3 separate regions of the Homo sapiens genome follow, and regions 1 and 2 are each linked to region 3. A link is a contact called in ENCODE Hi-C or POLR2A ChIA-PET data. All regions are on one chromosome and are shown on one strand. Each heading gives the region's core, a stretch centred on a gene start or an enhancer-like site at or near the end of the contact. The rest is flanking DNA. Distances are from core to core; before and after follow the strand shown.

Region 1 (2,700 bases), core at 177-2,676, 4.5 Mb before region 3:
GGGTAGATCAGGGCTGTCTAACTGGATCCATTGGCCTGCTTTGGCCACCTCTCTCTGTCCCCTAGAGGGGTCCAGGATCCCGAAACACTGACAACTGACCCTCCCTTTAGGGCAGCCAAGTCCCCTCCCTCCTCCAAAGTCTGGTCTCCTTATCTCTCCCCTCCCACCCCCAGCAGGCCTAGACTTGTTACTTTCTCTGATGCTAGTTTCCAGGTCCCCCATTGGCCTTGGCCCCCTTCAGGATACCTCACACTTACCCAGCAGACCCCAAAGAGCCCCAGGAGCCTCAGGACTCAGTCATTTGGGGCCAAGTGGGTGAGGAGGGGGCAGAAGTGAGGATGTCACTTTATGGGGAGAAGGAAGTTGAACAGTGCTTTAGGGACCCCCCACCCTCTCCCTTTCTCCTTTCTAGGGGTGTGAGCCTGTCACCTTTCCCCACTTTCAGGGCTGTCTCTGCCTCATAGCTGCCTTCTCCCCCTCCTCCCCCCACAGTCCTGGGGAACACAGCCTGGGGCCAAGTCCCTGCCGCCACCCCCACTGCAGAGACTTGAAGGACATCGCTGCAAGCCCGGGGGACCAGGTGCCCATGGACTCCTCCTCAGCTGCTGTCTGGGGTCCTCACTTCCCCTTTCCTTACCCCAGCACCTCCGTCTGCCTAGACAAACCTCTGAGCTTCTCTGGGCTTCAGTGTCCCCTCTGTGAAATGGGACCCCTTACTTCTGTCTTCTAGACCCCTTACTTCCATGTTCTAGAGATTAAAGGATGTAAAAGTCCCCTCGGGAGACATTTTGAGGTGTGAGTGGTATTGGAGGCTCAGATTTATCTAGAGGTATGGGGGCTGCGGGGGTCACTCTTCAACCCTCCCGGTCCTCCAGCCTGCCCAGCTCTCTGCGGGGGAAGGAACGGGAGGAGATGGTTGGGGGCAGGGAGGACCGGTCAGGTAGGGGAGGGGAGGGCAGGACCGGCTGTTCCCACGGCCCGGGGCAGCCACGTGCAGACAGGAGTGTGTGTGGTTTGGTCTCCCAGGGAGCAGGGCAGGAAGTGCTTCAGGTGGGGGGCAGGGTGGGGGGAGTGTTTGGTTTGACCTTGCAGCAGCGGTGAGGCGGGGTGACAGTCACTGCACACCAGTGGCTAGCGGGGCAGAAAAGTGGGGGAGGGTGGGCAGCCAGGGGCCTGGTGGGGTCCTTGACTTCACAGTGTACCTGTCAGTACTTTAACATTTTCAAACCCCTGAAATGTAATACTTATGGAAGATCTGGAGAAAGAAAATGTGGATTTTTTAAAAATAAAAGCATAAAATCACTGCAAGAAATTTAAAGAAAAAAGGAAAAAAAAGGAAGGAAAACCCTAAAACACACCCACCACAACAAAGTCCCTTTGCCCTTGGCCTCCTGCTTCAGCCCCACTGCGGTCTATGCTCAGCATTCAGAGTGAACCTGTTAAAACAGTCCCACCCGTCTCTCCCAACACACAGCCCTGCTGGTTCCCTTCTCATGCAGAGCAAAAGCCAAAGTCCTAACCGCAACCTTCCAGACCCTGTGTGACCTGGCGCCTTTTCCTCTCTTACTTCTTTCCCACCGATTGCCCTGAGCCTCTCCAACCACACTGGCCTTCTCAGGCACCCCAGACCCACTCTGCCTCAGGGCCTTTGCACATGCTGTTCTGCTGTCTGGCATGTTGGAATGCTCTTCCCCCAGTTCTTTTGCTTTTTTTTTTTTTTCTTGATACAGGGTTTTGCTCTGCCACCCAGGCTGGAGTGCAGTGGCTCGATCTTGGCTCACTGCAACCTGGGCTCAAGGGATCCTCCCACCTCAGCCTCCTGTGTAGCTGGGACTACAGGCACGCACCACCGCACCCAGCTAATTTAAAAAAATTTTGTAAAGGTGGAGTCTCACTATGTTGTCCAGGCTGGTCTCAAATTCCTGGGCTCAAGTGATCCTCCCACCTTAGCCTCCCAAAGTGCTGGGATTACAGGTGTGAGCCACAGTGCCTGGACCATACCTTGCTTTTTAACCTCCTTCCACCTTTGCTCAAGAAGGTATTACCTTCTCCATGAGGCCTTTTCTTCTCATCACTCCCTACATCCTTTCTCTCCTATATTTTTCCTCTGTAGCAGTTACTACTTTCTACCATATTCTACAATTAATTTATTCTGTTTCGTGTTTGTCTCCCACTAGAATGTGAGCTCCAAGAGAGCAAGGACTGTCTGTTTAGTTCACTGCTGTGTCCCCAGGGCCCCAAACAGTGCCTGCCACACAGAAGTTATTCAATAAATATGAATGAATTAATTAAAAAACAGATGAACATATGCTATAAAGGAAAAAGAAACAGCAAACTACAGAAAAGATGGGAGACAAAGGGTTAATGCCCTTAATGCAGGAAGAACACTTGCAAATTAATAAGGAAGCAATAAACAGCTCCAGGGAAGGATAAGCCAAAGAAATACACAAGTAATTGGCAAAAGAAGGAACCACTCATGGCCAGTAAACAGGAAAAAGTTCTCAGGTTCAACTAAGAACCAAGGGTACGGAAACTTAAATGACGTCTCTTTAGGAATTATCAGCTTGGCAATGTTGTACAAATCTGATAGAGATGGGAGGGACAAGGGTGGATTTAAAATGGGAGCAGGCCTGGCTGGGCACTGTGGCTCACGCCTGTAATCCCAGCACTTTGGGAGGCTAAGGTGGGTGGATTGCTTGA
Region 2 (2,700 bases), core at 195-2,694, 3.3 Mb before region 3:
TACTAGTAACTGTCTTGAAGGGGAAAATAACCCCAAGCTGCCAATAGATGCCTGTCCTTCAAGATAAAATGAAATTATTCAATGCACTGGGCTGACTTAACACTACAAATAAGTAAATAATACATCAAACTTTAAGCGTCAATGTTTAATTTTCATAAGACTAATTTCTTAGCTACAGCTGTCAAGACAGATAACTGGCCCTGAGTGGGCAAAATGTGCCTTTAAAAAAAAAAAAAGTTAAAAACAGGTTTTAGAAAACTTATTTTATTTGTGTAATTTTCGAACACACATTTGCTTTTCTTTTGGTTTAAGTGCAGTTAAGTCACAGGAACTGTTAACTTTTCCTAAGTAAACTCAATGCTTCCTAGGAGAAAGAAGAGGAAAAAGAAAAAGGGGAGAATACACGGAAAAGTGAGGACAACCTATTCCCCAAAGGACAGGTTTTGTACGGCGAACCACCTTTTTCCAACTGCAGATTTCCAGAAGGCTGATTTCAAACAAATCGGGAGGGATGGATAAATTCCAACTCTCCAAGTTCTGTAGACCATCCGGAAGCAAATGCTGGCGGCCTTGGGGAGTGATCGAAACGTGTAGTAGTAGTAGTAGGGCTCTCTTCGTCCCATTCATTGACACTTAATAGTGTCTCCAGGCCACTCACCTCTGTTCCAGCTGAGCACAAATCACACTCACCAGGGAAGCTGGCGGGAGTCGGACACACACCTACACCCACACCCATAACCCTTGGCCCCAGGGCTGTAAAGCGCGATCCACGGAATCCGGGGGAGGCCGAAACCCGGTAGTCGATGGAACCTCTCACTGCAAAATCTCCCTGCTTTTTGAGGCTAGAGCCGAGAAGAACGCCACAGGACAACGCGGGGGAAGAGGGGGCACCTCCCCCTTACCTTGATGGCTTTGTCCATGTCGCTCTCCTCCGACATACTCAGTGGGGCCCCCACAGCCGGGAGAGGCGGAGGCTGCTCAGCAGCCCTGTCCCCGCGCGGCCGAGGGAGCAAAGGGCTCGGCACTCGGGCCCCTGGGCCTCGTGGCGACGGGCAGCAGCCGCCCCTCGGGACCGGTGGGGATGAGGACCCCGGCGCCGGCTCTGCTTCGGCGGGCGGCTCTAGGCTGGCGGCAGCAGCAGCGGCGGAGGCGGCGGCCCCTGGGGACAGGTCTTTGTGCTGGGCCCCACGCGGCCGCCTCCTAGCCTCATCCCCAGCTGGGGAGGCAGGCTCCTGGGGTAGGGCGAGGCGGGGAGGGCCTCGACCCGGGGCGCCGTGCAAGGGCCTCGCGGGGCCGCCGCTTAGACCTGGGCTCGCCAGGTCCTAAAGAAGAGCCTGCGCCTCCGCCTCCGCCGCCTGCACCGCCGCGAAGCCGAAGCCGAAGCCGAAGCAGAGCTCGGCGCCGCTGCTCCCGCCGCCGCCTCAGCGCCACACATCGCCGGGACACCCGCGCCGGGCAGCCCCGCCGGCCGCCCTCACGCACGCGCTGTGCCCCGCGGGAGCTCCAGGCCGCCCCTCCTGCCGCCCAGCTTCGTGACTCCACGGCCCCACGCGCCCCTTGCTGCCTTCCGCTGGGGTTTCCGAGCCGCCCCCGAACCGCGCACCCGACTTGCAGGCGTCCGCCTGGGCCTCCCTAAGACACGCCGCATACAGGACAGGCCCCTGGGCCTTCCGCGGCGATGGCGCTGCGCTAATGACGTCATAGGCCCGGACTCGCGTGAGTGCGCGTGCGTTGGGGCCTCAGCCTTTATCTCCACTCTGCGGAGATTCACGCCTGGAAAACGCTCTTCTGAGAGGATCTGTGGAGGTCAACCCAGGAGAGAGAAGACAGGACTGAAGCACTGAAAGGGTCCTGCCGTTAAGGGCGCAGGATTGTATAGAATATATAATAGCAGTAGCAGCTCTGTTTACGGAGCATTAACCTTACGTGGAGTTATTTCCTGCATTTCCTCCTTTCGTCTTTACAAGGTAGCCGTTTGGCGTCGTGAGGTATGGATGTTCCCATCCCTAATTTGCAAAATAGGTAACTGAGGCTCAGGAGAGCTAGACTAGTTTGTGCACAGCCGAGAAGTGGTCAAGCTAGAATGGGACCCCAGGTTTGTGCTCCCTACTCTCCACCGATAACCTATCAAAGGGCTTTGCAAGAGCTTTTGACTAATCGTCTGTCAATGGTTCTTCATTCACGTATTAATTGCACATCAGTATGTGCCAAATCTACTAGACATTGGAGAAACAGTAGGAACAACACATGGTACCGGCACATGGATCTTTCAGGAAAACGAAGTAGGTAATAAACAGGAAAAAGCCCGAGTCTGATGCTAAGAAGAACATAAACAGGATGCTGAGGTAAGAGAATAACTGGATGTGGGGACTTCTTCGTATTAGATGATTAAGGAAGGAATCTCAGGAGGTAACATTTAAGCTGAGACCCCTGAGGAATGAGAAAGGGCTGGCTATTGGAAATCCAAGGAAAGATTTCTGGGCAGATGGGTAGAAATTTTAAGGTGGAAATAAGCTAAATATGTTCAAGAATCAGCAAGAAGGTCATTGTAGCTGGAGTAGATCGAGTAGGAGGAGACTGATAAAGGGTGAGGTTGGAGGCTGGGCGCGGTGGGTCACGCCTGTAATCCCAGCACTTCGGGAGGCCAAGGCGGGCGGATCACTTGAAGTCAGGAGTTCGAGACCGGCCTGGCCAACATGG
Region 3 (2,700 bases), core at 32-2,531:
GGAGGGAAAGCTTTCTTAGAAGCCTTAAGGTGACTGTTACACAGGGAACAATGCTATGGAATGTGTACGTTTATGTGTCTTTTAAAATAAAAACAGTGCCATTACCGTATTTCACAGCCTGTCATCACCCTGGTGCAGCAGCGCACCCTGGCTGCTGAAAGGCTGCTAGTCCAAGTTTCTTCAGGGTGTACCCTCAACAAAACACACCCCCGGGAGGGGGAGGAGTGAAGAAGCCCTTGGAGAAAGGGCAGAAGCCAGATCACAATAAACATCCATTCGAACTGGCACACAGAAGGCCTTAATAACCTTGAGGTTTGGTTACTGGTTAGTAGTAAGCACGCCGATCTTCCAGTCCCCTTTTCCCCCCATCTGACTAAGGATTTTGACTCCAAGTAAAAGGGACCTCAGGATAGTATCTAATGTAGGGGCCTTTTGTGCCACGTTGATTTATGGCATTCTTTAGTTGTTTCTCGAGTGGGAGTCTCACGTCTGGGGGACTTTGTGCCACCAGACAGCAAGGGGCTGCAGACTATGAATCTATCCCTCCTTCCCCGCCAAAAAACCCCCCAAACAAAACAAAAACATTACGCATGTTGGTTACAAGCCTGACTCCCCTATGCACTCCTAAAGCAGTAACAGAAACGGTCTCCTCGTGCTGGGGCCTATGTGCCAGGAACCATGCCAGGACTCCACGCACAGTATCCTTTGTAAGGGACAGCTGAGAGCCCCCCATTTACACCTGGGGAAACAGGTTCAGAGAGGCGCAGTGACTAGCCCAAGGTCATCTGGCCAGGGCAGCGGAGTGGCTGAAGCCGGAGCCCGCTCCGGGGGTGTGTCTGTCCCTGGACTCAGAAAGACAAGTCCCAACAGGACCCTGCCTCCTGGGCTGTTGGCGAATTTAAAATTGGGACGCACGAAGTCGCGGCCAGCGGCGGGGCCCCCTGGAAGTCGCCGCCCGATGAGCGGTAACTGTTGTTTATCAGTTGCAGTGAGCCTCACTGCGCAGCAAGGGAAAGCGAGTCAGGGCAAAGACGTGGGAGGGGACAGCTCCCAGTCCTAGCTGCGCAGAACCCCGCGGCCGCCCCTCCAGCCCAGGCCTCCGCTGAGTCGGCATTCCGCGCGTCCCTCTTTTGTCCCTACCTTCTTGTGATAGAGTCGGGCCGGGGCCGACAGCTCCCGGGCGGGCAGGCGGGGGCTCCGCAGCAGCAGAGCCGATGCCGCCCGCCTCAGACGGAAAGCCCCAGCCGCCGCCATCTTGCCGGCTTGCGCCTGCGCCAGTCCAGAGCGACGCCGAGGGGCGGGGCGCGTCTGCGAGTCGGCTCCGAGCTGGGAGCGCGCCTCTCTGACGTCACCGAAGCTTTGCGCCTGCGCTTTACCGCTCCGTGCACGCGTCCGCCTTCTGGCCCCGCCTTGACCACGCCTCTCGGGGGCGGGCGGGGTCGGGAGCGGGAAGGTCTGAAGTCGCTGGAGGGCTTGTCCTGGGTGCTGGATTCTGGTTGAGACAGGACCTCAGGGCTTCTGCAGTGTGGGGCTCAAGTTCGCTTTCACAAATCCCGCTGCGGGAATGCGGCGCAGAGGAGCACCGAGTCCACTTTTCCTAACCCTATTTTGCAGCTAAGGAAGCCGAGATTCAGGGCAGTTTAGTAAGTCCGTCCAAGGTCGCTAAGGACTTATGTTCAATTAGAATTCGAACTTGGGTAATCCTGGGTTAGAATCCTGGTTCGGTTCCTTCCTGGCTGTGTGTCCCTAGACGAATGGTACCGGCTCGCTGAGTCTGAATCTTCCCTTTTGTATTAATTCGAGGACAATTGCTTCATCATGAAGCCAGCATCTGTGTCGAGTACCTACTATGTGTCAAGGCGCTCTACTAGACCCGGGGATCCAACGGAAAGCAAAACAGACATAATTCCTGCCCATTAAGCCTGCTAATGAGGGAGCAAGGTAGAGATAGAGACACACACCAATACTTTCCTACCTCAAAAATGGGAAGCTTAAGAAGGAAACGAATACCATGTCCTGATTGAAAAAAAATGAATATGTCTATTTTTCTCTCTAAAACAACAGCAAACTCAATTTATATGTCAGTGCCTAGCAATTAAGAATTTCTAAAGAAATGCGTATTAATGTAATTTACTGTTGGTTTGCAGTATGTGATCTTATAAAACCGGAAAACTCACGTGTATTTAACGTCTACTAGGTACCAGACGTTTACATAAAGGGGAGGAATCTGGGAAATGGATTTTTCTCTTGAATGGTGAAATCGATCCTTCCCCGAGGACCTGCAGTTTTCTTTGCGTTTGAGGCGCAGTTGCTGGGGAGAGTAAACCCAAGCGCCAGGTCACACTAGGCGATAAGTAAGGCATTTAATCGAAGAATCACTTTGACCTTCTCAAGATGGCGCCAAATTCTTCACTACAGACATCACTCTCGCTCCATGACTTCCTCTATGGCTTCCACTTCCTGCCCAAAGACCCAACTTCTGTCCGAAGTTGTGACGGAACGCATGCCATTATAATGAGTTTTTATATCTGGTGGGAGCTTTTACAGGGTATAAAATAATGTGAATTTAGTGTATGTGGAGATTTTCCTGTTATCTAAGTTCCCAGTTTCTCTTTCAATGGCAAGAAAACGGGTTTTTGATAAGGCGCGCGCCGCGGGCAGCTTCTGCCTCAGCGGGTCTTCGGCGGCCGCGGGAAGACC

Evidence for each region. A loop is a pair of places that touch in the nucleus more often than their neighbours do. ChIA-PET counts read pairs that join two places held with the same protein, here RNA polymerase II (POLR2A). Pooled maps may share reads with other maps.
Region 1: a loop to region 3 is called in a pooled map, with 2.4 times the contacts of the local background. The contact joins the enhancer-like site here to the promoter of ISCU in region 3. A Hi-C loop is called at or near these places in 1 of 37 single-sample maps with no recorded cell type and 2 of 50 pooled maps. POLR2A ChIA-PET finds 5 or more read pairs at or near these places in 1 of 52 experiments (OCI-LY7).
Region 2: a map of naive thymus-derived CD4-positive, alpha-beta T cell shows a loop between it and region 3 (17-fold over the local background). The contact joins the promoter of MAPKAPK5 here to the promoter of ISCU in region 3. A Hi-C loop is called at or near these places in 1 of 168 maps with a recorded cell type or tissue (naive thymus-derived CD4-positive, alpha-beta T cell) and 8 of 50 pooled maps.

What each region holds. Positions count from the first base shown.
Region 1 is chr12:113,085,282-113,087,981 of GRCh38, reverse strand. All of the region lies in intron 3 of DTX1 (deltex E3 ubiquitin ligase 1), which reads right to left. Among named protein-coding and RNA genes, the nearest start is that of DTX1, 30 kb to the right of the region's middle. RefSeq lists a silencer at 1,069-1,158. Within about 2 kb of position 1,426, at least 9 of the 41 ENCODE cell types and tissues checked have a DNase peak (open chromatin) inside an H3K27ac peak, as active enhancers do; they include OCI-LY7, where a contact is called at or near this core.
Region 2 is chr12:111,840,972-111,843,671 of GRCh38, reverse strand. It overlaps MAPKAPK5 (MAPK activated protein kinase 5), which reads right to left and starts at 1,444. Exons shown (of 14, transcript NM_003668.4): 1 at 903-1,444. The coding sequence starts at 938. It overlaps MAPKAPK5-AS1 (MAPKAPK5 antisense RNA 1), which reads left to right and starts at 667. Exons shown (of 2, transcript NR_015404.2): 1 at 667-2,345. RefSeq lists enhancers at 759-858, 1,589-1,868 and silencers at 949-1,298, 1,379-1,558.
Region 3 is chr12:108,561,177-108,563,876 of GRCh38, reverse strand. ISCU (iron-sulfur cluster assembly enzyme) reads right to left here and starts at 1,281. Exons shown (of 5, transcript NM_213595.4): 1 at 1,141-1,281. The coding sequence starts at 1,254. RefSeq lists silencers at 52-101, 1,062-1,181 and enhancers at 792-861, 1,392-1,471, 1,542-1,601, 2,456-2,555, 2,566-2,625.